Regions from separate parts of the Homo sapiens genome. Here region 1 is linked to region 2. Evidence: read pairs that join two places in POLR2A ChIA-PET (ENCODE). Cell type or tissue: Panc1. All regions are shown on one strand. Each heading gives the region's core, and the rest is flanking DNA. Links, peaks and the distances in the headings are about the cores only.

Region 1 (16,520 bases), core at 492-8,491, 140 kb before region 2:
GCATTCTGGGTCCAAGTCTAAGAGTGGCGACTAGAAATGAGCAAGTTATTTAAATTGCCTGGGCCTTGGTTTCTTCATATGTGGAATGGGGTAAAGCCTGCCTTCCTCATAGGGCTGTTGGAAGATGAAAAGGAGGAAGGAAAAGCACCGTGAAAATGTTAACGATGGTTAGAAGGTGGGCTCTGCTGGTGACAGACAGAGCCTTGATATCACCTGTTGGTTGGTCACCTGCTTCCCCAAGGCCACGCCCTGCAGCCTTCTCCTTGACCATCCCAGCCCTGCTGATGTTCCTTGTGATTTCACAATGGAGTACTTATATAAAATTGGTAACTGCTTTCCGGGAAATTGACTTCCCTTCCCCTTGTCCTGAAAACTCAGGCATGGGCATATTTCTTGGAGATTTTCTAGTTGAATCAGAACTTCCTCTTGGTTTGCGTAGATTCCATTTAGACCTGCATTGTCCAGTGTGGTAGCCGCTTATTGAGTAAGCCACGTGGCTTATTGAGTACTTGAACTGTGGCTTGTCCGAATTGGGACTGCTTTAGGTGTAAAATATACACTAGATTTCCAAGACATAGTATAGCAAAAACTCTGTACACCATTTCATTAATAATTACTATGTTGATAACATGTTGAAATATAACATTTTGGATATATTAGATTAAGTAAAATGTGTTCTTAAATTTCACCTGCCTGTTTCCTTTTTATTCTTTTTTTTTTTTTTTGAGGCGGAGTTTCGCTCTCATCACCCAGGCTGGAGTGCAGCGGCGCGATCTCGGCTCACTGCAACCTCCGTCTCCTGGGTTCAAGCGATTCTCTTGCCTCAGCCTCCCAAGTAGCTGGAATTACAAGCATGTGCCACCATGCCCGTCTAATTTTTGTATTTTAACTGGAGACGGGGTTTCACCACCATGTTGGCCAGGCTGGTCTCAAACTCCTGACCTCAGATGATCCGCCCGCCTCAGCCTCCCAAAGTGTTAGGATTACAGGTGTGAGCCACCATGCCCGACTCTTTTTAATTCTTAATGTGGCTACTTGAAAATTTAAAATTACAGATGTGGCTTGCATTCTGTGTTGGTAAGCTGCTTTAGAGCATTTCTTTTAACACCAGGAGTTCTTCCCCTCATCATCTTTTTGGCTGAGTCGTCACTGCAGCGCTCATAGCCCCGCATGTACCTCTCCAGCCAGAACCCTTAGGAATCATTTGGGGAGCTCCATGAAGGGCATTGAGTCCAGGCAGAATGGCTACCTTGAGTTCAACATAAGCATTAAGATGGCCATTCGAAAACATTAAGCACAGAAGAATCCCATTCAGGTAATCTTCTGTTGGCTGGCTGTAGAACTACGGAGAACATCTGGAGAAACACGTCAAGGGTGTGTGTGAAATCGTTGAGCCTACTCGATTTTGTCGTGCTGTTGCGCGGTTTTCACTTGGCACTGTCCTTTAAACTCCTTCTGTGCCGTGACTCTGCAGTGTCTGGCAGCGTAGTAGACTCTACTCCCTCTATGGACGTGATCCCTCTGTGGGTTCTCTGCACACTTCTGTATTTCTCGGTTCTTTTTGGATTTAGGAGTGGATTTTATACATTTTTGAGTCATTCCTAAAGAGCGATTGACCCTTAAAGAACTGTGTACAGTGGTTTCCTTTCAGTAAGAACATAGTTGTGTGGCACCCCCTGACATGTGGTGTGGTTGATTCTTCTTCCTTGTCTTCCAACGCCACCCTCTTATGAGTCTCTTCCTACCCCCACAGGTGCCGCTTCTCTGTCTCCCTTCCCTCAGTCTGGCTTTTAACGGTGGTCTCCTGACATAGTCCATTCAGGCTGCTGTAACAAAATCCCATACCCTGAGTGGCTTACACACAACAGAAATACTGCTCACAGTTCTGGAGGCTGGAAGTCCAAGTTCAAGGTGCTTACCAGATTAACTGTCTGGGGAGGGCCCACACTCTGGTTCACAGAAGCACCTTTTCACTGTCTTCACATGTTGGAAGGGGCGAGGGATTTTTTTTCTGGCGTCTTTTTTATAAGGGCACTAATCCCATTTGTGAGGGCTCCACCCTCATGGCCTAATCACCTCCCAGAGCCATCATACTGGGGATTAGGTTTCAACATAAGAATTTTGAGGGGACATAAACATTCAGATCATAGCATGGCTGGAGTTCTGTCCTGGGCTCTCTTTTCACTTTCCTTGTTCTCATCTCATCCACTGGTAACTGCATTGCCTCCTGTCTCCACCTAAACTTCCAAGTATCTCCAGCCCAGAACCCTTTTGAGTCCAGGACCTGTCATTCATATCCATCCCAGAACCCTTTTGAACCCAGGACTTGTCATTCATATCAGACCACCACGAGCATTTCACTACAGCCTCTGATGGTCTTCCCTGTTTCCTCACTTTTGCCTATTTTTTTTCTTTTCTATTCCCTCTTAAGTGGGCCACACTTTTGTTCCCCTGGTTCTTATGTCAGGAATGTGGGTGTCCTTTGGACACTTCCTTCTCCAGTTGGATACCAGGCCCTTTCCCTCCCGAATGGAATGGAAATGCTGCTTCAGCTGTGTTCCTCTGCTCCTCCCCCTTACAGCAGTGACATAGCCTCTCTCCTGCTATTGTGTCCTGTGGCTCCACCGAGCACTGGGGAGCTTTTCAGTATGCACTTTTTTTTTTTTTGGAGAAAGAGTCTTACTCTGTCACCCAGGCTGGAGTGCAGTGGTGCGATCTTGGCTCATTGCAACCTCCGGGCTCCCAGGTTCAAGTGATTCTACTGCCTCAGCCTCCTGAGTAGCTGGGATTACAGGCCCGCACCACCACACCCAGCTAATTTTTGTATTTTTAGTAGAGACGGGGTTTCACCATGTTAACCAGGCTGGTCTCGAACTCCCGACCTCAGGCGATCCACCGGTCTTGGCCTCCCAATGTGCTGGGATTACAGGCATGAGCCACTGCGCCCGGCCATCTAGTGTGCACTTTGGACTGATGAGCTCCCCTACCTGAAATCCTGTAGCAAGTCCCTATAGGATAGGCATGTGGTACAGTGTGAAGCTCCTGAGTGGTCAACAGCTACCCCGTGACAACATGCCACACTCCATGTGCCACTCCCTCCCGCCTGCCTGCTGTGTCCTTGGCCCCAGTGGTGCTCTCCCGTGCTGACCAGCCGGCACGGCTCACCTGGCCGAACTCTAGCCTTGCCTTTTCCTCTCAAGGATGTAAAGGCTCTGCAGATTTCGGGAGGCCTGTCTCCCAGCACCTGATGGGACACTTTTTGCCCCACTGTAAATTCTGGGTGTATCCTCCACTGTATGCTGTCACCCCAAGGGCAAGCACTGCATCTGCTTAGTGAAGGATTTATTGTTCGGAAGATACATTTTCCCCTTGAGCAGAGAGTAGCGTATCCTGGCAGTCTTCGGTGAGCCAGTTGTACCAGGATTATGAAATGCAGATGTTTACTGTGTCATTGTTGCTGTCATTGCTACTGAGGAGTACTGACCAGAATCATCTGCAACTCTTAGTTGGCAGAGAGGACCACTATGGCGGGTAGCTCTTTTCTTTCCTGCCATTGTGGGGATGATTCCAGGCCAAAGATGATGGAGAAGTATGGAAATCATCTGAAAGGTTGAAGCTTGGCACGTGAAGCCATTCATGACTTTGTAAGGCAGTTTTGCTGAAGGCCAGTTCTGCCCTGGGAGGGACGGAGGTGAATCCTCCTGAGTACCTGTGGTTTTCTTACTTCCTGCTGAATTTACCTAAGTGCCTGTTGTTTGCTTGCTGTGGAGGCTTTCTGGTATTTCATTTCAGGTGCAGATGCCTTCACTTTCCCACAAAAAAAACCCCAACAAAACCTAAGACCTTACTGCAACTAAGTCTCCAAGTACTTTTTAACCCATTGGGATGAACAGCCTGTGGTCTGCTCAGATCACCCTGAGTGCGTGTGAGAAGGCCTGGGCTTTGCCAGGAAATCCAGGAAGGCAGGGCCGGGCTGTGTTGGAAGCTGGCTTAGCTGGTGGGGCAGCCTTATTTCAATTAAAAGGGCATTGACTGGGAGCAGCAGTCCTGGAGTTTGTTGCATTTCCTATTGCCCTCAAAATGAGAAACCAGGAAAATAGCAGATTGGAGCCTTCGAGAAGGCAGTAAATGGCTGTTTTTATTGACAAAAGGAAAACATTTTACTGCCATCTCACTGATGGCATCTCACTGACTTAAAATGAAGGCAGGTTGTAGTAAAAAAAAAAAAGTCTACATTTTTCCACCGCCACGTTCTTATATCCTTGTTTGTCAGCCACTGCTCACAAGGGCAGTGTTGTCTTGCGGAGTAGAGGCGCTCTCCTTCCCTCGTTTTCCTCTATAGGTTGGTGTGGCTGACCTGCTAGATCAAAGTGGAGGACCTGTTTAAGAATGTGTAAATTGAAGGCTGGGCGCAGTGGCTAACACCTGTAATCCTAGCATTTGGGGAGGCTGAGGCAGGAGGATCGCTTGAGTCCAGGAGCTCAAGACTGGCCTGGGCAACATGGTGAGACCTTGTTCATATAAAAAAATTTAAATAATTAGCTGGTTGTGGAGGCACGTGCCTATAGTCCCAGCACTTTGGGAGGCTGAGATGGGAGGATCCGCCTGAGCCTGGGGAGATGGAGGTTACAGTGAGCCGTGGTTGTGCCACTGCACTTCAGCCTGGGCGACATAATGAAATCCTGTCTGAGAAAAAAAAAAAAAGATTTTGTAACTAAGTTTTATGGCTAGCTTTGAGAAAGGAAAATAATAATAAAAAAAGAATGTGTAAATCACCTGCTGGATGGGGGGAAGAGGGGCACATTGTCTTTGTAGTGAGACTTCACTCATGTGATGTGCAGTATTTCATCTTAACATTTTTTTTTTAAACTTAAGCTACTTGTGAAGAGCTGAGATGTTTCTGTTAAGCACTGTGTGGTCTGCTGCTGGTCTTCTGCAGGCCACTGTTCCCCAGACTGCTAAGACGATCATGACACAGGCTTGCATTTTCAGGTGGACTCTTGGGAGGGGCTTGTGGACCCTGGAGGAGAAGGCAGCCAGGAGAGGGGCATCTGGCTTTGTGTTGTTGGTAGGAACTTGTCTCGGTTGCCCTGGAAGGCCTCTGCTCTGGTCAGCTGCTCCCAGTGTGGGGGTGATCTTTATTTAGAAGGGGGTCACATGCCCCCAGGCCTCATTGCTATGCCTTTTATAGTCAGGCGTGGAGCTCACATTCTCTTCTGCCTGATTGCCGACGCTTGTTGCCGAGATGGTGAAGCAGTTTGTGTGCAGGTTCCCTGGGACCTGGCTTAGCCCACCTCATTTCTTGGGGCGTGTGCCTTGTGCCTCAAAGACTTTGCTTTTGGCTAATTGTCATTAGTGATGGTGTCACCATCCTGGGCCTCCTTCAGAAGTTTTTAATAGGGATCTCGTCTAAGAGACCAAAAAGCTTTCAGAACCACTGACTTGTGGTGATTTTTGCATGCCAAGTATTTGGAAAATATCTGGAGCCCCTTCAGCTCTCACCAGTTAAACCTATTTGTACAATTGTTCTGGTTTCTTCCTGTGCTTGAAAAGCCTCTTTCTTTGTTGCGTTAATACCTCTGTCTTGCTTTCCTCATGTGTATGCCAGTGTGACATTCTCGGCAGAGTGGGGATGACGTGGAGCGTGTGGGCCCGTGGTTAATCTTGTCCTGAATTGCCTTGCTCAACTTGCGTGTATAGGGTGGTTCAAAAGTTAAGTTTGGCTGGTGGTGAAGTTGGAAGCATCACTTAGAAACACGCCTCCTTTGGGCATATGGTGTGAATCAGGGACTCTGGCTATAAAAGGTGGGGTCTCTGAGCACCATCCTGGTTGGAATGTTCCCCTGACTTGGAGGTAGCGAGAGACAGCCAAGGTGTTTGTTCCAGGGAGGCTGGTGGGTGGGAGATGGGATTTTTCTGTCTGTGGCACAGGCAGTATTAAGTAGAGCAGGCTGTTTAAATCACATTTTAAGTAAAAACCAAAGTGCACAGATGATCTGCAGAACTTCTGGGGGATAAGAAGCTGCTTTCCTCGAAGAAGTTCATCTCCAAACCAGCGCCCATGGCTCAGCAGCCAGCATGGCAGCCCCAGGGGTACATGGGACTTGGGCATGTGAGGCTGGTGAGGGACAGGGACAGCTGGGTCCAGCAGTGCCTTTCCTAGGGACGGTTGCCACGTCACCTGTCTGCCCTGTACTTCCATTTCCTTTCTTTGAACTCGGGGGGCTTGCATCGGACTACCTGTGCCGTTTCCTCAAACTCTAAAATTGAGTAAGTTACTGAGGGTTTCCGTGGTCTGCTCTGAGAAGATTTCTTGCTTCCTGATCTGCCTGTGTGTTCGTGTTGCTTGGTCTCTCTCTCTGTCTCTCTCTCTCTCCTCTTTGATCCTAGTACATACAGGCAAGGTATGCAGCATTTAAAATGTTCATAACTCATCAAATGGCACACTGATCATCATGTATAATTTGGGAATCAGGGTTTAAGAAATTTAGAGATCATTTATATGGAAGAAGGAACCCCAAGTAGAAACCCAAAATCTAGACCATTCTGGGTTCTAATCTGTACCTGCCACTGGCTAACATATGGCTTTAAGCTGGATGTTACAATGAGAGCTGGAGTTTCGTCTGATTGCACATAGCCTTGCTTTTCTGTCTTTGGAAAAGTAGCTCACTGTAGAGCCCTGGTAAACGTTTGAACTGCATTGCGGGAGTAGGCAGAAGAACAGAACAGTCCTTGGAGCTTGGTAGGAGGTGTGAGGGCTTATGGGGGACAGTTGTCTTTTCAAGTCAAGGAGGAATAAGGGCTTCTGGGGCCGGTGGAAAGGGTGAGTCTTAGGCAGGGAAGGTGACCATCCAGGTTAGATCACTTCTTCTGCGGGGTCAGCTTGGCCGCTGTTAGGTTTTCAGGATGTCATGGGGCTGGCCAGGCCTCACCCCTGATATCCCTGAGCATCTGTTCCTTACAATATTGTGGAGTCCGTGGGGGCAGAAGCTACCATCCTGTGCCTGCCCTCACTCTCAGTGTGACTGGTCTTCAGGATGTTTAGGTGGCTCCACATGCGGATGTACAGCTTTCCCCTGCTTGTTTTCCCCATGGCATATTAACAGCGAGATCTGCAAGAATACATCATTTTGTACAGAACAGGATGTATTTCTTTTAAACTACGTTCCTGTGTGGACAAGTGGTATCATATGCAAAGGTTTAAGGACCGTTGATGCCTTGAGATAGTGCCATCTGTTTGCCTCAGGTATGTGGTGCTAGGACAAAGCTGCCAGACCTCACCTTCCTTCAGTGAGACAGGAATAGGACAGTATTTGAAAAGCATCTAACATGTTTCCAAGCACATAGGTTTTTGGTAAATGGTGGCAGCTGCTGCTATTTTTTTTTTAAATTAAACTATCTAAGAGTTGCATTCTAAGACCATCTAAAATTCTGAGTCTTAAGCTGTGTTGACTATATATGTTCACTACCATAACTAAATGGTCCTTCTGTATTGCTTTTCTAAATTGTAGAATTTCAATTATTGTAAATAGCGGGCCATACTGTAGGTGTGGTTCTTGCTAATTTGATTCGTACTGTTCAAATTCTTGTGTCTGTCCAGATAAACTGTATCTTTACAGAACATTCAGCGAGGTACATATGTCTATATCGGGGTGCCAGTGGAGTCACCCTAGTCATATGTAAACTCTATTTATTTGGTTCCGAAACTGAATTTATTTTGTTTGCAAGTTTGGTATTTGGGAGCATTTAAGAAATATCCATAGATTCTTGTATGATACTGACATTAAATCATTAAATACCATATTTTTTAAATGCCTCTGTCTGTTTGCATGGATAACATTAAAGTGGTTAGAGTGGGCACAGTTATTGGTAAAGATTACAAAGATGTGCATTTTTATGACAACTTTAGGTCTCACATAGGTAGCCAACCATCTGCTCCAGGATGAAGCATGTGCCTGTTTATCCTCTTCTTTGGTAACGCTAGGTATATGTGTGCACACGTGCACGTGTGCGTGTGTGTTTGTGTATGTGCGTACCACTTTATTCTCCCACCCAGCCTCTTCTCCTGTTTTGTTTAGTTTCATTTTCCTCCTCTCACCCCCATTGCAGGAAACAAACACTGGCTCTCTGTCCTCCCTTAGGTCTTCCTTCCGTTCAAGGGGATCAGGTGGGTGGGAAAATGTTGTGCAGGAATGCCAGGCCTCTGCCCGAAGCCGGGCTTCTGTTTCATCTCATTATTGAACAGAAGTCGCTTTTTGTTTCTTTGCCTTGGTCACAAACAAGCGCCCAGTCCTCTCTTCTTTCTTCCTGCCATTTTTCCCAGAATCCATGTGGGATGGGAACAGAGGCAGCGTATTTAGGGACTGTCGGTTGCTTGATACCCATGGCCTTGTTTAGAGAAGCTGCACCCACTGCCCCAACGTGTAGCTGCATCTGATTTGTTTTTGCAAGTCCTAATGAAGGGACCTGGATGAAGTTAGTGAGGTTGCCGTTCCTGGGGTTAATGCAGAGTGGCCCATGGAGCTTAGCCACCCTTCATGCAGAAGGTGGGGCTGAGGGCAGCCAGTGTGACTGAGGCTCGCTGGCCCACCCTGAGCTGCTTGTGCCCATGGGGCCCCTGGGGAGGAGGGCCCAGCTGCAGTGCGCATACATCTGCCCTTGGCAGCAGATCTGTGAACCCAGGCTGCCATTCTGGATTTCCGGATAGATGCAAAGTGCTTGGACGTGTTTTAGCAGCTGCTGAGACCAGGAGTTGGGCTTAGTAGTAAAAAGGGGGAACAAAATAAAAGAAGATCAGGAGACAAAGAGCCTACAGTACAAAAAAGGAAAGACGAAGGTTGATATTATTAGAAATACTTCCTGGGCAGCCTTACTGTTTGAATTAGGATCACCCCCACCCCCACCTCCCAGAGGTATTAGTTGTAATGCAGAGACAAATGGAAACTAGTCAGATCCTTGGGTCCTAGAAAAGACCAGCTTTGTTCCTGGGGTGGTAACCTAGTACAACGTTTCCGTTCCTATTTCTTGACCTCTGAATGGCCCCTTCTGCTTTGCTAAGTAGATGATATTATTAGGTGCTTAGACTATTCTTCAGATAGGATGTAAGGATATATTTTTGTTCTCTTCCTCAGTGAACTTGAAATGATTGGATTATTTTGTAATACGTCGATACTACTTTTAGAAGCTTTTGAATAACTGTGTCAAAGAAGCTTTAGAAGAGGTTTTAAGCAGGATTGCAGAGAATGTACTGAGTGTGTTTTTCCACTCACAAGGAAAGACAGCAGCTGAATGCAGAAGTGTGTGTCTGGTTCTAACTCTTTATCACTTCAGGGACTGTCCAGGCAGCACCATCCGTTGGGTCTCCTGCCCTTCCTCCTCCCACCCCTGCCTTACCCCTGGCCATTCTTTTGTGACCAGTAGTCCTTTATGAATGGAATTCTGAGAATGTATAATTTTCTCAGAAGAATGCTTCTTTAGCTCACCAAATATTTCTTGTTTGCTGAGGGGGGAAAAAGATCCTCCTTGGAAAAGTCACTGGGTGCCAAAGGTGGGTGATGAGGAGAGATGAACTTCTGGGTGTGCCTAGCAAAGCTGTTTCTGTTGATAGGCGATTAACAAAACAGCCAAACTTGACCTAACAGACTGCCATTTTGAGAGGAATTTGTTTTGCAGGATTAATTGGCTTCGAGGTGTACTGGTGGCTGTGCAGTGATGACGGCTGTCGTGCCTCCTGTGTCTTCTGCTCATTGTGATGCAGGGCAAGTGCTTAGGCCTCAGACACAGGCTCCCTGAACTTCGTGTTCAGTGCTTTAGGGTGGGGGGACTTGAGACCCTTGACTTGACTCGGTCCCACTGGAAAGCTTCTGTTGCTTATTTGGGTAACCCCAACTCTATCTTATTGGGCGGTAGTGTTATCCTAATTCTTGGAAATACTCAGTGTAGAATAAAGAGCTGATGAAAATGTGTAAGAAGGGAGTAAGTGGTCATTAGAGAGAAATGGTAATTGGGATGATGCTCTGACCCCTTCAGCAAAAAATAAAAGGTGAATGGTTTATTATGAGCTAGTTCAGATTCTGTTTTTGGAAATGAGCTTGGTTATACATAGTGCATTTGAAAAGCGTGAAGCATGGACTTTCAGATGCCAGCTCCTCAGCCTCCTGTAACTCCAGTCGCAAAATCCCTCCAGTGTATCTAAATAAATGCAAACTCATCAGTGCCTTACCATTATAAAGCTGGGCTGGAGAGGCAGGTGGCCTGGAGAATCAAATGACAAGAAGTATAGGGAGCAGCCCAGCTTCATGATCGGGGGAATTTGCATGAAAATTGTGTACACTTAAGCACCATTGTCTATTGCAGAAAGCACGATCTGGCCTCTTCTACTGACTTTCCTTCCAGCTCTGAGATTCAGTTTTGAAGACAAGGTTGTTGGGGACCTCGGATAGATCTGTTGGCCGTGGCTTTCAGTAAACACTACTAGAGACTGAGGACATGTTCTAGACTTGGAATGGTATGAAGCAGTCGAACTTTTTAGGATGGGCCCTACCCTTAGGGACTGCCTACGAAACTAGATCTAGAAGAGGAGGCTGTGGACATTAGGAGGTGGCTGCAATTGGAAAGTTCCAGAGAGCTTACTGAGGGATAACGGATGTAGGACAGGAGGCTGGCAAAGCACCTCAGTGATAGGGCAGAAGGAAATAAAGTGGTTAGGGAAGGAGTTGAGAGCAGGAAATTCAGGTAGGATTGATGTTAAGTCTTAGATCTTTGAAGTGACTTTCTCTGGTCTGGCTTTTGCTGTTACCAAAGTGAATTATTCATAAGTGCATATGAGAAATGCTGATGTAACTCGATTATGTGGAATGAATTTAAATTCATTTAAGTCATTCTTTTCCACTAAAGTAAGCTTTCCCTCATCCAGAATCTGAGCAGCCCGATAGCCAAGCAGGAGTTTCCTTGTGCCATGGCCAGTGATTGATGTCTTCTTCTATGATGCTGCTGAAATGCTGGGGACTCTGAAGCGCAGCTGGAGTGATCAAAGCAAAATTAAAATACTTTCTCAGTGGTTTGGGAGTTGGGTGCGTTCTGCTGTATTTTTTGGTTTTCGGCATCTGGGTTTGGTGTGCATGCATGGTGAGCTCTAGCTGGAGCAGACGTTACCTACTGAGGCTACGCTCTTCGTGGTTTCTCCTTAACCATCACCCACTTGATCTTCCATGAAGCCCCCCAAATCTTCCTTACTGAGGACTCTTGCTTCCAGGTTGCTTTTGTGCTCATCCATTGCTGGGTTATTTGGTCAGTGATGATGGTTTCTCTGTACTTTTTATCAGTAGGTTCAGAGGACCTTGTTTACTCCTCATTCATCTCTCTCCCCAAACAGTTGAGAAACCACTTGTGGGTTAGGACTCATGCTTTGTTTATAATGTTTGATTCTCCAACCTCACAGCTAATGGGAAGCCCGTGGAGGAGATACTCTGTAAAAATCCATCTCCCATGTGGGCTTGACCCCACTTAGTGTCTGAGTGGTTTGGTCCTCATAGTTCTCTTGGGGGAGGAGGAAGGGAAGGAGGAGGAGGTGGCGATGGCAGTGGCAGCAGTGGTGGCATCTTGGACCAGAGTGAGAAATCTTGGACCAGAGACAAAAGAGGTCTTCTCTCAGGGTAGTGCACCATGAGAGGGAGCACCTGTTTACATTTTGTATCCTGGACACCAATCTTGCCTTGCTCTGGTGCTGGCCCTGAGAGGTGCAGGAATTTTATAAAGAGATTTACAAAACATTTTTGGATGACCAAATTGGTCCCTGGTTCTAGCTGGAATGAATAAACAAACTAAATAACAGTAGAGTGTGAGAGTAAGTGTGTGTGCTAGAGAATGTGTGCACATGTATGGCCTAGGTGAGTTCTTCACTTTGCTGACTTGTGAATTATTTGGGGTCCTATGGTCCTCCCCATCATTCTTATTCATGTCAGTCCACCATCATTAAGGAAGTGGAAGCGAACACATTGTGTACATATCACTCCCATAGAGAGGGAGACTGGGGAAGAGGTTTGAGTTATAAGTCGCACCTAGGTTAGGTCTGGATGTGTCTTTGCAGGTTTCCTTGCTAGTTCCTTGGCCAGAGTTTCCATCGTGTCCCTCAGCTGCACAATTAAGGTGCCCCCGTTTTGTGCAAGTCTCATGCTAGGCAGTATGAGATGACACAAACTAGGATTCTGTTGTGAGATAAGATAAAAACACTTGACATTTAAAAGAGAGAGACAACTTATGCGGTGTGACGAGACACTCTACGACTTTTGCCAGAAGAGAAATAGAGGCAACAAGTGCTAGGAGCTCAGAGGAGGGTAAGTTCCACATTTGGAACTTTGGATTAAAAGAATATTTGGGTCTGGTTGAAATCGAGGCCTTTCATGAGAAATGTCCACACTTGCTCAGTACTGTTTGCCGAACACTGTATACAAGGCCCTCGACTCGTGAATGAGTTGTAATGCAAAACTTTGCCAGGCATTTGGAATGTGGAGTATACTATTTTGTAAAGATGAGGTCTGAATGGTGGTTTAGGTCCCAGGCCAGTGTCCCTCTGCCCCCCACCTCCATATGTGCCCTCAAGCCGGTTTGGCTTAGACATTATTTATCTCTGACTACTGTGTACAGCTTAGTTCCATGGGGAGGAAAAGGCTTGATGAACCCTACCCTGGAAGGCTGGTGGCTCTGTTTTCTGATGGATGAGGTAGGAGTGGTGGAAAGCTGGTAGTTTCTACTTTGTGCCTGTTTAAAAAGCCCCCTCTGAGGCCTTAGCACTTAACAGATGTTCAGGATTGGGGGAATAAAGGAGCTGCCTTTGCAGAGGTCTGTGGGCATGCAGTGGGTGAGAGAGCAGGCACTGAGTGCCCCGAGTTTCCTGCCTGTGTGGGCAGGAGGATTCTCAGTGGAATCAGGAGCATCTCCGCCTGGTGCTGGAGGAGGTGTGGAGTTGAAGGTGGGATTCTTCCTCTTGAAGGACTTGAATGAGTTTCTGTGTGGCTGAACAGAAACTGGTTCAACACCCATGTCATGATTTTTGTGAAGCGAGGACTTGGGGTCCCAAGTCTAGGTTTTAGGTTCCCTGCTGTAACCCGTGGCCACCGAGAGAGAGTTTTATGATAAAATGTCAGCAAAGTACCTGACAACGTCTCACGCTAGAATGAGTTTCGTACATGTTTAGTTCCCTCTCTTTTTATTCCACGCTCCCCCACCCCAACTTTAAATCAGAAACGTGAGGGTGCTGATTGAAGCTTTTTATAACTTTTCTTATTGAGAATTGTTCTCTGGAGTTGTCTCCAAGAACAAAGGAATTCCAGACGTTCTTCTTCTCTCCTTGTCTCTTCTGTCCTCCAGTCAAAGAAAAACTCTGCATATGATCTTTGGCCTGGAGAAATATTAAATCTATGTTAAGTATGCAGACATGAATGGGCAAATGAAGGATTTGTGGCAAAGAAGATCTGCCGAAACAAATAAGTCATGTAAATGGGCAGAGGGAAATATTAAATTGATTGCATCTTTCAGCTCCTGGTACTTAATGCAAAGATAAAGTAGTGGGAAAAGGTTGTCATTTGAAATAATGGAAAGATGAGGGAGTTTTGAAGCTAGCTGGGATTTTTCTGCCTGTTAATAGAGTGACTTGGATTACAGACTATAAAGATAAAGAGTAGGGCCGTTGCATTTAGTATGGATCATGATGCTGATTGCTGTCTGAGCAACCTCTGTACTAAGGGAGGAGAAGCTAACATCCCCGGGCCTGGAAGATACTGGATACTAGCTCATTAAACTCTTGTGAGAAGCCTTCATTAGCATTATGGGAAGACTTGCTGTATCTATATTATGAAGGCATTTAGATTTTTTTTTAAATGCATGTTCTTAACATTTTTTGTTTATTAAGTGGGGCAGTAGATTAGGACTGAATGGATTTGATTCTCTCATCCTACATAGTGTGCCCAGAAGCCAGAAGGTTTCCCAGAATTTGTATTATGGCAGCGAGGGCAAATTTAATTAGCAGATAGGAAAAGCTTTGGAGCAGTTTAGGCCAATCCATTTAATTGTATCAGCAATTAATATTTTGAGAAAATGGAAATAATTAAATTTACATTTCTTCTAGGACTTTATTTTGTTATCCTTTAAGGTTATTGTAAATGAGGAGACTTTTGAACTCACAGACTAAAGCAAACTACACCAGATAATCATTAACTTTTTCTATTGTGTGCCACCCTTCCCAACCAGATTGTTCCATAGTATCACTTATGAACCAAGAACCTGTGAGCTTGCAAAACGCATTTTTAAGGAGTCTCAACTTTTCTGATTTGTGTTAAAGTTTAGGTGTGGGTCCCAGAAATGAGTTTCATGGAGGGGAGAGGTTGTCTCTCTGGGTGGGTAATACAGGGGCCACTGGGGGCTCACTGTGGCTTTCTGGCACAGACATTTATGAAGCAGGGGTGACTAAAGTGGGAGAGAGCAGCCAGTTCTCCAGCAGCCCCAGTGAGAGCTCTCATGGATCTGCCTATTGCACTGGGGTAGGAGCCATCACCGTCAGCTTTTCTCTGGCCCACAGTGCCATTTTCTGATTAAGCTGAGACCTCTGTAATAGACACGTTGTCATTTTTTCTTGTGTCTAAAAGTTTGCTTGACTGCAGTGGGTCTCCAGCTCAGAGCAGGTCTGGCTAGAGAAAACAGGAGGTGATGACTGGAGCACTTTGCCCTTATGGAACGTGCTCTGATGTAGAAAGCAAGAGGATTTTCCTTGCAGTCACTGAAGGTACCTTGTGTACACAGAAAGAAGACAGAGGGAGCCCCGGATGCCTCGGTATCCCTCAGAGCCGGATCCTTCAGACCTGTGCAGTACCTGTGGATTTGGTTAGTCGATGATGCGCTGCCATTAAAACAAAGGCATCGGCCCTGGAATAGAGAAGTTCAGTGAGAACCTCTGTACTCCATGGGCATTTTCTAGGAAATAATTTCACCTGCCCTGTGTAATTCTCTGGAAGAATCACAGTGAGTTGGAAGGAAACTTAAGACTTGGAAAAGGATTGAGAGGTTAGCCCAGACCACACCAGGGCTCTGAAGGCCCAGCTGGGGTTAGAACCTGGGACACCCTCCAGCCCACTGTCTCCTGTTCCCTGGCCATTTACTGCCCCACTCCCCTTTCTACTCTCAGGGGCCCTGGATCTAATGAGGGGATTCGTGCAGTTTGCTGCACTAATACATTGCAAGTGGTGCCAACCTAAAGGTATTCTGATGGTGGAATCAGAGCAGTAGCATCTTATTAGGTCAGAATCTGTATCTCCTCTTCCAAGATTTTTACATGATTTAGTGTTTTCTGAATTGGAAAAAAACAAAAACAAAAACACACAAAAAAACCATGTCTAAATCCTAGCATTTCATCCCATGTTGATGAAAGGGCATCTTTTTTTTCCCCTAATCTGTGGTTAGAACTCTCAGAAACTTTTAGAAGATCCCTCCTATGTTTTGGAGGTTTGCAGATTTGAACCCCAGTTCCTCCCACAGTGCTTCTCCAACTCCTGGAATGAGGTAAACCTCCAGGCAGCCTGTTGACCCAACCCATGCATGCCGGTCTTTGGGACTCCTAGATGTGGACCCTGGAGTGAATAGGGATCAGGTGGGAAATGAGTTCCTTTGATCAAGATCCTTGTACCAGTGAACTGACCCCACTCCCCGTCTGGATTCCTGTGGTGATTACCCTCTGTATTAGTCTGTTTTCATGCTGCTGATAAAGACGTACCCAAGACTGTGAAGAAAAAGAGGTTTTAATTGGACTTACAATTCCACATGGCTGGGGAGGCCTCAGAATCATGGCAGGAGGCAAAAGGTACTTCTTACATGGTGGCAGCAAGAGAAAATGTGGAAGAAGCAAAAGTGGAAACCCTGATAAACCCATCAGATCTCGTCAGACTTATTCACTATCATGAGAATAGCACGGGAAAGACCAGCCCTCATGATTCAATTACCTCACCTGGGTCCTTCCCATAACACATGAAAATTCTGGGAGACACAATTCAAGTTGAGATTTGGGCGGGGACACAGCCAAATCATATCACCCTCTTAGCAAGGACTGTGTTCGTGATCATGACTGGCATTCACTGAACAATGACTAGGTGCCAGGCACCTCGCCAGTATTCTTTAATCTTTGCACAGTCTGTAGGGTGGATATGGATATTACTGTTCCATTTTTTGTGGAAGAGGAAATGGAGGCAAGAGACCTGATTATAACTTGTGCAAGGTGCCATGCAGCTAAGCAGCCAGCCCAAATCCAGACCTGCTTTCCTATGATTTTCCTGCCCATTACTCTCCCATCGTAGCTCACCTAATACTTCCTAGTGGGCTGCTGCTGAACACACACCCAGGGATGACTTAGTGGCTTGTCTTGCTCTGAAGAAGGCTAGGCACCATGTTGGATGAGTTCTTGAAGATGTCTTGCTCTAGTCAAGAAACTTTTAAATCTTTGGAGTTTTTGTCCACATCTGCCTAGTTCTTAGTAA
Region 2 (16,520 bases), core at 677-8,676:
GCAAAATACAGCATGTGGCATTCAGTTCAAAAATGCCCTTTTTTAGAAGTCGGTATTCTAAATGACATCCAGTCTTGCTTAGTTTTTTAAGAGAAAGGAAAAATAATCTATGAAGATGGTTTGGAATATTTTGTGAAAAGCCTTTTCAGCATAAAAAAGATGATCTTGAGGGTCTGGTTTGCGGAGTGGAGGATAAGCCTCCCTCCTGCGATTCTGAATTGCTTTTTGGTTTGTAGGAATTTCAGGAACATGTTGCAAAGCCGTGGCCGCTTGAAAGGGTCGGTGCCCTGCGCCCCGTCTCAGCCCCTGCGGCCCCTGAACTTTTTCAGTGATGGGGCACTTGGGGAGAAGTGCGGGGAGTGGAGGAGGAGGGGAAGGTGCATTGCAAATAGAAATGTAAGGCGTGGCCTGGGTGGCCAGGATGTGCCAGAGCAGCCTCCAGACCTACTTAAATCCCAGGAAAAGTCCTGCCTCAAGTTAGGCACAACATCTGACTTGGATTTCTCTCTGTTTTTTTCTCTTCCAGTTGTCTGTCTGTGCGCCCTCTCCCACAAGGAATAGTTTTCCACACTGATGGAATTAATGCATATCGTGGTATTATTGGTGGAATATGTTTAACCTTTGTTTCGTGATTTGAGAGGAATGGTTCTTGTGTATCGTGTGGTGACAGCAGGTTAAGGAGAGTGTCAGAGCTGGTGCAGAGTTTTGCCCCGGGGCCATGAGGTTCTGGGCATCATGACTCTCTTATGAAGTTACAAAACTGGGCAAGTGATTGAAGGCAGAAAGACACTGTAATAAAGTGTGCTCCAGTGATGTGTGCTCCGGCTTCTCTCCCTTACTCATCTGGGCCAGGTGCTTTCGCCACAGTGAGCCTGGGTGTCCCCTGCCTGAGATGAGCACAGTGATGTCTATGCGAGGTTGTAGGACTCAGTGAAGTGCCTTAGGGATTTTGCCTGGCACTCTCCTGGGCTCATGAGGTGCCTAGGGCTGAGACTTCCCCTTCTCTGTCTGGTAAATCATCTCTCCCATTCTTTCTTCTGCGGCCCTTCATATGAGCTTTGTAATTTACTCAGGGTGGCAGGGTGAATTCATCTTTTGCTGGGTTTCTGCATCACCTGCTCCTTTCTGGCCAGGTCAGCCTGTTCATTTTTTCCATGCCAACAGCCTCTAAGTGCCAGTAAGTCACGTCTGAACAACCAAAGCATGTTTCCCTGCGGGAGAATGCCAGGGCAGGCGGGTCTGGGAGCCAAGAGGATTTCTCCTGTTCAGATAAGTCGGGGGAATAGAAGAGCCCTGTGACTTGAGACAAGCTTTGAGTGACACCCAGTGAATCTCCCATCACTACTTTAATCCCTGCCCCAGTGTTCTGGTTCCCCCTTTCCTGCATGAGGCAGTACGAGTACCCTGGCCTGGCTTTGGGTTCTACACGGTCTGACTTTAGCCTGCCTTGGTCTTTGTTCCCCTCTCACTCCCTCCACCCCTGCCCCCCCCAACACATGTGGAGTACCTTACCCTGCCTTCCTAGTTCTGGAATGGCTGCCCCTGTGCCAGGCCACCCCATTTTCTAGAACCACCTTCATACAGCCCCTGCGCATCCCACTGTACTATTTCCTTGTTTGTTTTTCCTGTCAATCTTGCCTTCCGCGCTAATGGGACACTGATGCTGTATGGTGATGTGTTCTCCCACAGTCATCTTTTCCTCCTGTGGTTGGGGTGGGGAGCTTTCTCTGTGTCCCCCCATGAGAGTGAGGACAGTCTCATTTAATGGCACCATGGTCTGTGGAGCCAGGCAGGCCTGTGTGTCTGACTCCACTTCAGCGCTCTCAGCCAGCGTGGGCACCTCGGACCCAGACAGACGCCCCGAGCCTGTCTTTCTGGAGAAGGAAGTAGTAATACCTTTTCCTTGAGGGAGTTATGAGGATTAACTGTGCCTGGCCCTGAATTCGTGCCTTGCAGGTACTTAGGAAGTGAGTTATTACAAGCAGTGCTTTTTATCATCCATAGATGGAGATGTTATCTATGCTATAGGACTGCAGAAAGAATTACAGAGAATTATGTAGAATCACTAGGGACTTGATTAATATTTGTTTACCTTTCCCCCACATGGATTGATGTCCTTTATTATACTTTTGTACCCCCGCTTGGCAAGCCCTTGACAAATATTGATCCAACAAAAAATTAGCTCTTTAATGTATACGTTTAGAACCTGTTGCTTTGTCAGTAGTGGTTTTTATGAAAATGAATGCTTATAGGTCAGACTTCTGGAAACCCTAATCTGAGGGAATTGGGCCAAATAGGAAAGTGAGCCCCTTAAAGGCAGTTGTCTGACCAGTACTTGGAGCACAACAGGTTCTTGCTAAAGCACTGTGTTTTTAAAACAGTGGAGTTATTAGGTTGAAATTCTGAATAGCAAGAAAAAGAATAATGGAAGTGCTGCCAGCCCCGTGATGCTGGTGCAGCTGGTCAGTTTGCAGAAGGAGGCCAGTTACTAGAGCAGAGTGGCCGTAGAGGCTGCAACACGGTGGCCAAAGCATGAAGCTGCTGTATAGTGGCAAGGTCACAGTGATTTCCCCACAGCCTCGGTTTAGAGGGAGACGGGGTGTGCTGAGCTGTGCCTGCTTCTGTAGAAGGGGCCTTCTCCAAGTCTGAGTAGCCTTAAGCCATTAGGACTGCTGAGTCTTTCTCCACAAAAATATGTGGGAGGCCTGCAGGGCAGGTGCTCAACTAAGCTCTGGGGCTGCAAAGATCCAGAGCCATGCCCCTCCTTGGAGGCAGGTCCTTGTAGACGAGGACAATCGTAGCCTTCCTGATTAAAGCAGGAATTGTCCAATCAGGCTATATGACGGGCATCGTCCATAGTCTTCACCAGGGGAGCTTTTCTGACTATACATCTCTAGCCCTGTGGCTTGAGCCAGTCACTTAATTTCCCCTGAGCTTTGGTTTCCTCCTCCTGGTAGCAGAGAGACTATCAGAGTGAGGGGCAGATGCAATAGCATATGTAAAACACTTAGCGTTGGGCCTGGTGTTTAACTGCAATAAATGTTAGCTCATATTTTACTGTGACATAGATGCTGTATGCCTTTTGCTGAGTATTAAAGATACTGAGCTGTAGCATGCATACTTGCATGAATCAGTCTGCTAAGTTATTTTAAGTTTGCATTTGAAAATAAAGGGTGGATTGCTATCCAAATATAAAGAATTGGAACCAGGCTCTAAAAGGATGTTTGCTGTTCTTTAGCAAAATACCATTCTTCTTAAGTTTCATTCAATCATTCCACAAAAATTTAAGCATCTGTTTTGTCCCAGGCAGGCACTGTGCTTGTAATGGATGTGCAATAGCAAACAGAACACTTGCTTTCAGCTCACACAGAGCTGACTCCTGGGCAGAGAATTTCGACAGTAAAGAAATACAAGTGTGATGAAGGAGAAACCCTTTGGTACTACCTGCTACATGTTTTAATATTTAAATGTTGACTTAGGGAGGTCTTTCCATCTAAAAATAATGATTTGCCCTTTCTCCTGTAAATGACCCCTTTCTCTTAAGTTTTGGGTGAGAGATTTTTTTTTTTTAAGGAAGAAAGATATTCTACAATCGAATGTACAACTGAGATAATGCTTAGGAGAGAATGTATACTGGGTTTGTGCCTTGGAAGTTGCTTAGGGGAAACAGTTGTGTGCAGTTGGAAAGCTGATGCTTTAAAGAAGCTTCTATAAAGTGACCCCACAATTAAACTGTTTTGTGTACATCTTTATTTATTTATTTATTTATTTTTTAATTGAGACAGAGTCTCACCCTTTCGCCCAAGCTGGAGTGCAGTGGTGCGATCTCGGCTCATTGCAACCTCCACCTCCCAGGTTCGAGCAATTCTTCTGCCTCAGCTTCCTGAGTATCTGAGATTACAGGCATGTGCCACCACACCCGGCTAATTTTTGTATTTTCAGTAGAGACGGGGTTTTGCCATGTTGGCCGGGCTGGTCTTGAACTCCTGACCTCAAGTGATCCACCCACCTCGGCTTTCCAAAGTGCTGGGATTACAGGCGTGAGCCACCACGCCCAGCCTACGTCTTTAAAAATAAATGTAAATACCCAAGGCTCACAGTTCCGTTCTTCCATCTAGTCTAGCACCGTCCAGTGGAAGTTTCCACCATGATGGACTGTTCTGTGGATGCCCTGTCCAGTACAGGAGCCGCTAGCCACATGTGGCTATGGAGCACTTGAAATGTGGCTAGTGCTACGGAGGAACTGGATTTTGGATTTTTTTAAAGTTTTAATTTAAATTTGAATAGCTACATGTGGCTAATGGCTACTGGACATCACAGATCTAACACAGGATTAACTGACAAAATTCTTTCCTCTTAAAAATATGTGTTTATTTTGATAAGGATAACTGAGACCTGTACATTCCATTTTTCCTGTCATATTTAGGGCTCATAAAGGGGGTGGTATGCACGTTTTAAAAAATGCAACACAACCAGTTAAACCAGCTGTCTAATTGTACACATTTCCTGGAGCTGTTGGTGTTGATTATTAGCAAATACTAAGTACTTGTAATGACCTAAGAACTATAAGACAAGCAAGTCGTCTTCTGTAACTGAGTATCAGCGGATTCAAGCGTTAAGGAAAATGATTAAGAGAAAACAACCAAAAAAGTCTTAATGGTTCTGTCAATCAAGTGGCTATCAATTCATGGCTATTCAAAAGCTTTTGTGGCTATGAAAATAAACTAGATTGAAAAAATTCTAAAACAAAATTGAAACACTCATTTGAGTTTAAAATTTTAGTTGAGTTGATTTTTATTTCTTGTTTTGGTTCATTTGTAGTTTCCCCCCGCTTCGTTGTTTCCTCAGATATGGAGAATAAAGCCTGGCTGGTCAGTTTCAGTTTTTATTTAAATTCATTTTGTCTTCATTCCTTTTAATCTAGCACAGTCCTGTGATGTATTGGGATCACAGTGCTCTGGGGAAACATTGAAATATAAAAACATTTTCCTGAAAACATTTCCAGTTATATTTAATTTTCCTCCTTGAATAGAAAAATATTTCCAACTTAATCCTCCCTCTCCCCTCTTGAAATGAATTGCATGCTTTGGAAATAACATCAATCCACCCAAGTACACAAGGACAATCTCAGCCATTTAATCGAGATATAAAGGCTTAGAGAACTCTGGGCTTCGGAGGCACAGACTCCACCTTTCAGGATGCTAATAAACGTGGACGAGGTCTCGCCTGGGCTTCCTCCTCCATTGTTCAGCGCAGCAAACCAGCACAGCACTCCGTGGCCAGGGTTTGCGGGGAGAAATCTCTCACTCTGTTTTAGTAGCATCATCATCCTTATCAGCACCCTGCTTTTATTTTTGAACAGCCAAACTTCCTCTTTCCAAACTTCGTGTGACATCTGGGACCAGCTATGTTTGAAGGAGTCTGAACATGCCACATAGTGGCTCACGCTTTTAAGGGAGGAAGGCCAGTAAGCCTCCTCAATGGCAGAATTCTACTTTCAGTCTACCCTTTGGTTCTGTTGTGGTTGTTCCTTAGAACTTTATTCTGCTCATTAGGAAGCCCAGCCTCCGGGGAGGGTTTAGCTTCTCATCTAAGCAAGAAGTAAAATGTCATAATGGAGGAAAAAAAAAAAAAAGTCCAAACTTTTTTTGGACTTTTAGAAACACATCCAGTTTGAGCTCCACTGAGCTATCATTGCAGTTACAAAGCCCATGTATATTGAGATCGGTGTAAAAATTCAGCATGTCCACCTGCATAATTATGACCAGTGTATTGAAAGCACATTTCATTTAGTTTTGCAACAGCCGATGAGGTAGATTCTACCAACATTGTTTTACGGAAGAACAAATGGAAGCCTGGAAAAATAAATTGTCTACCTCACACACTTCGCAGGTGGTAAACACAGGATTTGAACTAAGACATACTTGATTTTAAAGTGTTTGCTTTTCCTTTGCACTACTGCATCTGCGATGTTTGCACTCAGACACTCTAGAATATTTGGTGTTGCATGTTTTTGCCCCAAGAAAGAACCCATTAAAATGAAACTTTCCAGTTCGTAAGCTTTGCCCTCAAGAAGGGAAAGAACTTCTTGCAAGGTTTCTGAAACAAAAAGAAAATGAAAAGTAACTTTACTGTATCTGGGTTTTCTGATTAAATTACGGTTTTTGCAAGCTTGTGCATTTCTCAGTGTCCAGATAGCCAGGATTTTTCCTTTTAATAAATATCACTTTAAAAAACAAACACACACATTCTTAAATGCATGATTAACTGTATAGATTGATTTAGTTATAAGATGTCCTAGCCTAAATATAAGAAGGTGTATGTGTTAGAATTAATTTCTTCAATAAAGAGAAAGAAATTCAGGAATTGTGGTTCTGTTGGTCTTCTGTACTGTATATTTTTGTGCAGCCAAAGCAGCATGCCTTGCTTCTTGGTTTCATGACCACATGGGTAGTTTCTTGAAGTTTTTTCTTTTGAGATGGAGTCTTGCTCTGTCACCCAGGCTGGAGTGCAGTGACGCGATCTCGGCTCACTGCAACCTTCACCTCCCGGGTTCAAGCAATTCTCCTGCCTCAGCCTCCCGAGTAGCTGGAATTACAGGCATGTGCCACCATACCTGGCTAATTTTTGTATTTTTAGTAGAGACGGGGTTTCGCCATGTTGGCCAGGCTGGAGTTTCTTGAAGTATTGACTGATCCTTGACTCTGAACTGTATGATCAAAGACTTTTGAAATGGCACACCGTTTCTTAACATTTAGGCCAATTTCAGTTGCTCATATCCAAAAATAAGTCATGATTTTCGGAGTCAGTGCGCAGCACTTAGTACAACAATCCAAACCCTTGTACAGACCATCCTAGTAGAAATGTGGATCTTGAGTATCTCAGCTTCTTAGTAGATTTTGAACTCCGTGAAAGCAGGAGCCAGGCCTCTCACAGCAAGTCTCTCCAATATGCTCAGTAAATATTTGTCAGATCGAGCAATGACCAGATGATGAAATACATTAAAGCCTTAGGGAGAACTGAGACTACTGCACCAGTTTTTGTGCACTATCATGCTGGAAATCTTTCCAACATGTATTCTGTACTTCTTTGCTTCTTACTCCAGTGAATATAATTTAGTCATTTCTGGCCAACTTGAGGACATCAGCGAGCATAAATTGTTGTATTATGCATAATACAGTGATACCCTCAAGGCTGAGTGGGAGGCAGTTTGCCCTCTGCTGAAGGTTTCTTGTGCTTATTGTGTTCTTATGGTTTGGTTTTACCATTTTTATGTCTCCATTTCTGTTTAATAGACTTATTTCAGTAAGAAGAGAAAGCCGTCTCCATCAGCCCCTCTGTAGGTGATTATTTGCCACTTCCTTTTTGCTGTGAGTGCTTTGAAAACAGATTTCTAAGCTTGTTAGAGTTATGTGTTAAGAGTAAATAGGCAGTAAGTGAAACCAAGCTTCTTCCTGGTGCTTGACTACCCCAGAAATGTTTATTTGCTGAATAGTTGAGTTCTGGAAAGGTGAGGTATAAATGTGTGATAAATTTATTCCTTTGCATGATTTTTTTTTCTTTTTCTTCCCTCCCTCCCTCCCTCCATCTATGTCTCTGTCTTTCTCTGAACATCTCTCCGTCTCAGTCTGTCTCTCTCATGATAGTTGCTGGAATAATTTAAATGAATGTAACTCATTTACCCACATCGAAGCCCAACTCAGTAGTGAAAAAACAAATCTTCCAAATGAATGCACTTTCCCCTTGATGTGCTATATACAAGACCTTGGCACACCTAGTTCAATGACATAGTATTTTAGAAGGGCCTCCTTACACCTTCCTCTCAGATAAATATACATGCAGGGACATTCTGAAGAAGTTTGTTATCGGTCTTCTCCCCTCCTACTATTAGCTCCGCCCTCCTAGTCCTTCTCTTTCACCATGCTGACCCGCGTAGGGAGGACCCTTACACCCTCTGCATGCAGCGCTGGTGCTCCTTAGTGTTCATAACCCCAACCTCCATGGCCTCTCTCGCAGTTCTCAGGTTAGGCCCTGCTTCTAGGGGACATTAGCTTTCCACCCTCTACTACATACTTCCTAGTTGTTGCAGCCTTTGCAAGCAAAACTTGTTTTCATTTGGGAGACAGCATGGTCTGACAGAGCCTAGATCCTGGGGTGAAGACATTCTGGGTTTGTATCCCGTCTTTACCACCTCTGAGCCTCTGATGCTGGACAAGTCAGCAAGTCTTTGCACCTTAGTCTCCTTTCTGTAAAAAGGAGCTTATGGGGATGTAATCAGAGAAGCCTTAGCATGGCTCTTGGTACAAGGCACGGACCAAATCCATGGTACGCTCACTCCTTTCCTTTCAGTAATACTGCCTAAATAGGGCACATGTACCTAAAAGGATTTTGTACATTCCTTGACAGCAGAATTCTCATCTTCTGTTGCATATCCCATAATGCTGGGAACACAAAATAAAAATGGTAGCTTTTCACATTCACTTTTGGCCTCAATTTTTTGTTATTCCCCAATGAGGATCATTTCATTTGGGGCTGGTCTCCGGAAAAAAGTAGATCAAGCTTTTCAGATGAGATTTGGGTGAAACCCTGACAAACTCTTTTTATTGCCTTCCCTACCACATAGTGGTGGATCAGGAAACTGTAGGGCTTATGATGCTGGGAAATTTCTGCTAATGCAATAAAGATTTTTGCTGTTGAAAGAATTTGATCTGTTTTATGTATAACATGCAGAGAGCAGAAGCATATATTATCTGTAGCAGATGATAGAGCAGGGTATATGGGCAAGTTAGAAAAACACAGTTCTCACTACATTTGAAGAAAAAGGACAAGGAGTTGTCACAAGGATCCAGGAGAGTCGCACATAATTTTCTGTCGTGCATTTTGTTGACTGTTCCTCTTTGCATCCTTCAACCATCTTAACTTCCCACTTGCACCTCGCTGGAAGACAAATCTAAGCTAAATTAAATGCTAGGCAATATGTCAGAATGGAAAGGGCCCTCAACTTGGGATGCCCGGTTCTCTACCAGCCTGAATAAACTCCAGCAACAGTATTTCTCTAGGAATCATCTGTAAAAAGTAGAGGTTTGTCATATCTCTAAACTAGGGATTCACCTTATTTATTAAGCTATCAGTGACTTTATCTTGAGGTGCACGGCTTTTAGTAACTCTGGTTCAAGTGCAAGGAATGCAAAGTTAAGTGTATCATTGGAGGTGGGATTTTTGAGTTTGTCAGTCATTTATTGATTTGCATGTATCCTTATAGTTCAAAGGTCTTTTTCTCAACTTAGTTGATGATCATGCTGTAAGTTGTTTTCTTTTGCTTTATCAACTTTTAAAAACGTTTATTAACTTTTTAATTTGAAATAATTTCAGACTTGCATAAAGGTTACAAAGAGTACCAGGAGTTCTGGAACACCCTCCACCCAGCTTCCACAGATGTTAACATCTTACATAACCGTAATACGGTTATCAAAACAGTGTTCACTCCATACTCCAGTGCTGTTAATCTCCAGACTGAATTCGGATTTCACTATTTTCCCACTGATGTCCCTTTTTTTGGTTCCAGATCCAAGAGACGATCCTACCTGGCATTTATTGTGTTCAGTTTTTCTAATTCTGGGACGTTTTCCTGGGTTTTCTTTAGTCATTCACGAAGTTCGCACTTTTGGAGAACATGGGGCCAGTTATTTTGTAGAATATCTTTCTGTTAGAGTTTGTGGATGTTTCCTCCTGATTAAATTTGGGGGGTACATTTTTAACTTGGAGATCACAGAGGTGCTGCTGTTTGTGTCTTTGCGCATCCTGTCAGGAGATGCGTGATGTTTCCTTTCCTGGTGCTGTTAGCTTTGATCCCTTAGTTAAGGTGGTCTCTGTGGCTTCCTCCATTATCATTACTATTTTTCTCTTTGTAATTAGGAAGAATCTTTTGGAGGTAGATACTTGAGACTATCTAAACAAGCATTCTGTTCCTCATTATTCTTTCACCCACTAATTTTAACATCCATTACTGTGATGTTTGCCAAATGGTGATTTTCTATTTCTGTTTTCTACACTTAGTAATTGGATTCTACTCTCAGGATTTTATGTATTTTTTAACAGTGAGGGACATAAACTTTTTAACTAGCAGTGGCAAGTCCACTTTTATTTGGGAGGACAATTACTAGTCACATGAAGAAGAAAAAATATGCAGAAGCTTAAGAAATCCCACATATGAATGTTATTTGAAATGTTCTTGCCCTTTCTCCCTACAAAGGAGGTGAAGAAGATGACAGGAGATGTTAATTGCCAAAATAGTCTCATAGTTTTGGTCCTGGCTGCAAATCTCTCGTTTTTGATACTCAAGAGAATGCTATTGGGGAACTGACTCTGAAGCACAGCCCAGATGCTTGAGATGGGTTGGGAAGGTTTACATCAACACCATGAATTTAATTTATCATGTGACATTTTATTTCTGAGTTTTTAAAGCTGTAATTAAAAGAAGTGTTCAAAGTGTTGCTTTCCTCTTTTAGAATAAACGTGGCTGGGTGTGGTGCCTCATGCCTGTTATCCCAGCACTTTGGGAGGCCATAGGCAAGAGGATTGCTTGAGCCAGGAGTTTGGGACCAGCTTGGGCAACATAGGGAAACCACATCACTACAAAAAAAAAAATTAGCCTGTCATGGTAGCATGCACCTGTGGTCCCACTTACTTGGGAGGCTGAGGTGGGAGGATCACCTGAGTTCAGGAGGTCAAAGCTGCAGTGAGGTGTGATCATGCCCCTGCTCTCCAGCCTGGACAACAGAGCAAGACACTGTCTCAAATAAATAGGCAAACATTACCAACATGGCAAACAAGTTGGAGGAGGCCCCCTATTTAATTAAATTTCAGCAGTCCCAAATCTAATTGGTATGAAGAAATCATTATTCAGAATTTTCCATCACTGAAATACTAAAATCACTTGTTGTTTGAGACATCTTGGCCTGTCACCCAGGCTGGAGTGCAGTGTTGCTCTCATAGCTCACTGGAGCAGGAGCCTCAACCTCCCAGGTTTAAGTTAATGCTCCCACCTCAGCCTCCTGAGTAACTGCCACTACAGGCGTGTGCCACCATGCCCAGCTAATTTTTTAATTTTTCGTAGAGATGGGGTCTGTGTTGCCCAGGTCCCTCTTGAACTCCTGGCCTCAAGCTATCTTCTCCAGTCGGCCTCCCAAAGGGCTGTGATTACAGGCGGGAGCCACAGCGCTCAGCCTAAAAATAACTCTTTAGCCAAAAGAAAGTTTTAAAAAATTGTCTGTTGTATTCTTTGATTTTACTCTATGTGGTCTTTTCTATTATTTTTAAAATAAAAAAGATTTATACTCCTCAAGTGTAACATTTTATCAAATCTCATGCTTCTGTTTGATGAAACCGAATGGCTAAATTTTTTAAATATCATGCAATCCATCCCAGTTTGTAATTTTATTATGGCCCTCACACAAGAGCGTGCAAGCTATACTAAGCTTCCTGTGGCCCTCGTTTTTCCTCACTGATATTTGTAACTCATTCCAAATTAAATTTTAGGAGTCTGAAATGTAGCTGTTATATTTGGGAGATGTGAAGAAAAGAATCGTAGGCATCTCAGTAGGCTAGGTATCAGATCACACATGCTTGCTGGACCAAAGAGGACTCCTTACAGTAGGATACATGATTCTGAGTTAGTTTGTGTACTAAGTATATACTATATAGCTTTTGAAGGGGAGACGGGCACAGAATTCACAATATCATGCACTAAGGGTTATTTTGTGTTTGCAGTTTCCAGATGAATGTTTTAAAGTTGGCTGCAGAATACAGCGAGATAGGTAAAATCTATTTGAGTATTACTTACAGACCCCAAAGGATATCCCAAAGGATATGTTGGACTAATTCCTAAAATATCCTGTAAGTCATTGCAGGTACAGGCGTGGATCTGGGTTTGGAAACGCCGCCTGGATCGCTGGCTGGGCTCCTGCAGCCGCCAAGGAGGGGCTGGCTGGAGGTGGGGCTCGGCGTGCATAGCGGCCACGTGACTGCGCCCCGGCCACGCCCACCGTCCCTCACGTGGTCCCAGGCCACGCTGGGCTTCGGCATGTGCTAAAGTGGATAGAAAAGGGAGTGGGGCCCGGGCGTGGCTTTGTGGTTTGGGAAGATATGAACTCCTTGGGGTTTTTTTCTCTTTTAATTCTTTAATTTTGATATTTGGAAATGCGTAAAAGGTTTTTCATTTGTCCTTGACCACGTGGTCCAAACCTCAATTTCCCTAGCAGAACGCGGTTTCGATCACTGGTGGATCCGTCTCACAGCACCAGTCATGCTGCCTCGCTGGGAAGTGGAGGGCTCAGGATTCCCGTGGTTCACGATCCATTTTATGTTGGAAGGAAATCATTTTGAACTATCTCAGTACACACCCTAGTGTATCTTTAAACCTAATTGAGTGTTGATGGAAAATCTGCGGTCCGAGAACCGTAAGAAAAGGGGGCTCCCACCTCCCGCTCTGGGGTCGCCACTTGCCTCGCAGGCAGGAGGAGGCTCCCAGAGTAGATACAACTTGCCCGTCACCCGGATGGGTTGGTAGTGCACATATGCACGGGGCGCAGTTTAAAATGAAAGTAAAAGATGCAAATGTGTTTGCAAAAGAAAAATTAACATAGGATACGTGCGGGCGTTCTCAGTTGAACTCGGTCTTACTGTTCCACGCGAGCACCCCATGACTCAGAGCCCAAATCTCAGCGGAACAGCCCAGGACGCTCCTGCCGTCCACAGGAAGACGCCTCTGTCTCTGTCCCCCGCCGCCACCACACAGATGCACGTACTCTCTTCACTTCCGTGTACCCAGTAAATGCAGATCCTGATTTAAATCTGCAGCACGCTGCTTTCTTCCCATTGCATGTGGGAAGCTTCAGGTTCTCTTCGGTTTATTTTCTCATCACCTTTATTAAAATGCAGTAAAGCAAGGAGTATATTAATGCGGGCCTCTGCAAATAGAGGGAATTTATTGAAAAGCAGAATGGCTTGAAAGATTGAACTTCATCTTAAAAATCAGAAACAGACTCTTGTTATTAATAGCTTTAGAAACGAAAATCTAACTTCTGATAAATTATTTCAGAGGAGTGGTTCAAACGTGTAGTAGATAGCTCTGCCTGGTCATCAATTATAGTGACGTCCTTGCATCAGCTCCAGAAACTCAGAATATTCATGAGCTTTCCAGTCTGACTCAGACCTTCAGGAGCCATGAAATTTTCCTGTTGGGATGAGAGGAAGCGCTGGCGGTCGTTTCGGCAGCTTAATGAAACCAGAAATAGATAAGCACGAGTGAGGGGTGATGTCCGCTTGTTTGCTCCCATCATGTTGTTTTTAATGTGTGAAAGTGAAAGTTTTAAAAGTCATACTAAATGTGTGATCCTTTTTAGAATTCACTGGGTACGGGTACGTGGAGGAAGTGTTTTTGTTTTTGTGAATTTGTTTAAACAAATGACTGAGGCTTTGTTTTCCACTCTGTCTGGCCAAGCACCATTGCTACACTTTTTTAAATTCATGACATCCTGAGCAGTGAAGCTGTTCTTCAGCCCGCCTCTCCATTTGTGACTGGAAGACAAGGAGGCAGACACCAATGGCGCCTCTCACAATGGAGGTTTATTTTTTTTTAATCTAACGGAGGGATTGTAGATGGTGTAAAACTTCCTTGTGCCAGGAGAGAAAGGGGGAGAGAGAGAGAGAGAGAGAGAGAGAGAGAAATAACCCATTCTAAACAACTTTAGGAATAGATGATCCGTAGGCATCAACTTTGCGCAGCAACAAAAGCCACTTTCTGAACCTCGTTCTGTGAAGTTTTAAAACAAATTGGGTTTGTTTAATTAAAATATTTCTTAAAGGCAAAAAGCACTGAGCTAATTTTTAAGAATTTTAAGTTATATATTAATATGAGTAGTGATTTATAATTTTCTGTTGAAATACATAAATTCGAGAAGCCCCACCCCTACCACTTGCCAGTCTTGAGTCCCCACGGCTCCTTTGCCTAGGTCTAAAGTCACTGCTTGCACACTCCTGCCTTGCATATGCCTTGCCATCGTGTGGGCCTCTTGGCTGGAAGTGTTCTTGTCCTCCCGTTAGGTATCTTTTATGACGTGAATCCTTACCTCTAATTATTATCTGTGTGTACATCTCATCACCTGCATCTGACTGTGTGCCTTGTGTATGTCTCTTAGCCCTCACAATTGCCTGACATGCCTTACAAACGGGTAGACCAAGTGTTAAATGAACAAATATTTAATAAGAACTTAAAAGCTTTTTGACTTTATATATTTTTAAAGCCATTGTGATTAAACACTATGTTTGATGTGGTGCTAATTCTGTGCTTTATCAACTGTGTGAATTGTAGTATTTTTAAAGTAGGAATAATTGAGAAATATTTTGAAGTTAGGTTAAGCATAGCAGTAAAGTTTCCACTTTTTAAAATAGCCAAATCCAGGCCAGGCGCAGTGGCTCGTGTCTCCAATGTCAGCACTTTGGGAGGCCAGGGCGGGCAGATCGCTTGAGGTCGGGAGTTCGAGACTAGCCTGGCCAACGTGACGAAACCCCGTCTCTGCTAAAAATACAAAAATTAGATGGTTGTGGTGGTGCATGCCTGTAATCCCAGCTACTCAGAGAAGTGTTTGAACCCGGGAGTTGGGGGTTGCAGTGAGTTGAGATTTCACCACTGCACTCCAGCTGGGGCAAAAGAATGAGTGAAACTCTGTCTCCAAAAAAAAATCAGAGCGTGGTGGTGCACACCTGTAGTCCCAGATACTTGGGAGGCTGAGATGGAGGTCAAGGCTTCAGTGAGCCATGATGGCACCACTGCACTCCAGCCTGGACAACAGAGTAAGACCTTGTCTCCAAAAAAAAAAAAAAAAAGCCAAATCTGTTGGGTTTTTTTTTTTGGGGGGGGGGTCCTTTAGAATGGCCCTGACAGATCTTTAAGGCATGGAAATGAGCCTTATGCAAGCTCCTGGCAATCAGTATGTGAGTTCTGTCTCCTTGGCAAGATACAGCCTCTTAGACCCTCAGTCTGGGGAAATAATGCTGATTTCTCCTACGAGTTACGAGAATTACGCTAGAAAACTCTGTGGCGCATACAGGTGCCCTGTAGCCTGTTGGTTAGAAGCACTGACCCTGAAGTCAGGTCGCCCAGGTTGGAATTCCAGCTCTGCCTTCTTCAAGCTGTGTGACTCTGGGAAGTCACACACACTCTCTCTTTGTGCCTCAGGCTCTGGTTCTGAAGATGGGAACGGCAGGCCCTCCCTCTTTGGCTTGTTGCACAGATGAAATCTGACAGCGTATGCCAAGCGCTTAGCACGGGTAGCAGTGAGTGCCCCGTAAATGTTAGGTACCTTCCTACTACTACTAAACATTCATTCTTCCCTTCCCTGCTAGTACCTGCAGCTCTGACTCATCTCACACCCTTGAGAGAGGATTATCTTCATTAAAAAGTTTTTGGTCTGCCCAGAAGCAAGTGTTACCTGTGAGAGAGCTGGGCTTGTGCATAGGTTAGATTATTTCTTTGGGTTATTCCTGGGGAAACCTGCAAAGAAATGCAGCCAGAGGCCTCTGGTTCATTTTACTGCTCATCTCCTAAAAGTGGTTTCTCAGATTTTTATCCTTTTTTTCTCTTTTTCGAGGAAGGGGCAAGGAAATATTTTTTCATATTATTCTTGTCATCGTCTATTTATTTAATAACAGTTGACTGTTGAAACATAGGAAAGTACTTATCCGCCAGGAAACTCCCTTCTATTATTGGACTTACTTGCTTTCCATTTATATGTTGTCTAATTCCAAAGAGATTTCGAGACAGCTTTCAATTAAAAAAAACAAACAACAACAACAACAAAAAAAAACACCACATACCGCATGGGTATTACACAGGACCTGTATGGTCAAATTGGCAACGACCACACCACATGAGAAGGAAGATTATTCTTCCTGGAACCTGGCTCCCTTGAGATTCTTTTTTTTTTTTTTTTTTAGACGGCGTTTCGCCCTTGTTGCCCAGGCTGGAGTGCAATGGCACGATCTCCGGCTCACCGCAACCTCCACCTCTCGGGTTCAAGCGATTCTCCTGCCTCAGCCTCCCGAGTAGCTGGGATTACAGGCATGTGCCACCACACTCGGCTAATTTTGTGTTTTTAGTAGAGATGGGGTTTCTCCATGTTGGTCAGGGTGGTCTCGAACTCCCATCCTCAGGTGATCCACGCGCCTCACCCTCCCAAAGTGCTGGGATTACAGGCATGAACCACCGCACTCCCTTGAGATTCTTGTAAGCCAAGGCAGAAGAAGAGACATCTTAAAGTCTGTATGTGCACACCTGCCTCCCCCCATTTTATATACAATTCAAGGGCTTTGCTTTTGGAAAGTTTGCCTATGTAGTCGTCCAGGGCTAAATTAACACCTGTCTCTATCTGTGTGTAAGGCTCTCTGGGAGGAGCTGTGAGGCAAATAAAAATAAGGAATGGTGTCCCGCAAGGAGCTTACAATGTGTGCATTACAAGTAT

Evidence for each region. Peaks named below come from ENCODE experiments on the same cell type or tissue, not always from the same donor. Only the 100,000 strongest peaks of a DNase experiment are listed, where the experiment ranks them.
Region 1: POLR2A ChIA-PET joins it to region 2 with 8 read pairs; 4 of 35 experiments call an interaction of 5 or more read pairs at or near these places.

Annotation. Positions count from the first base shown.
Region 1 is chr15:98,709,959-98,726,478 of GRCh38, forward strand. The region is part of intron 2 of IGF1R (insulin like growth factor 1 receptor); the gene reads left to right. Among named protein-coding and RNA genes, the nearest start is that of MIR4714, 66 kb to the right of the region's middle. RefSeq lists enhancers at 2,930-3,632, 4,553-9,041. In Panc1, for the core only: no CTCF peak of the experiment used is centred there; no DNase peak of the experiment used is centred there; H3K4me3 peaks cover 481 bases; H3K27ac peaks cover 1,147 bases.
Region 2 is chr15:98,853,459-98,869,978 of GRCh38, forward strand. The region is part of intron 2 of IGF1R (insulin like growth factor 1 receptor); the gene reads left to right. Among named protein-coding and RNA genes, the nearest start is that of MIR4714, 77 kb to the left of the region's middle. In Panc1, for the core only: no CTCF peak of the experiment used is centred there; no DNase peak of the experiment used is centred there; H3K4me3 peaks cover 3,798 bases; H3K27ac peaks cover 8,000 bases.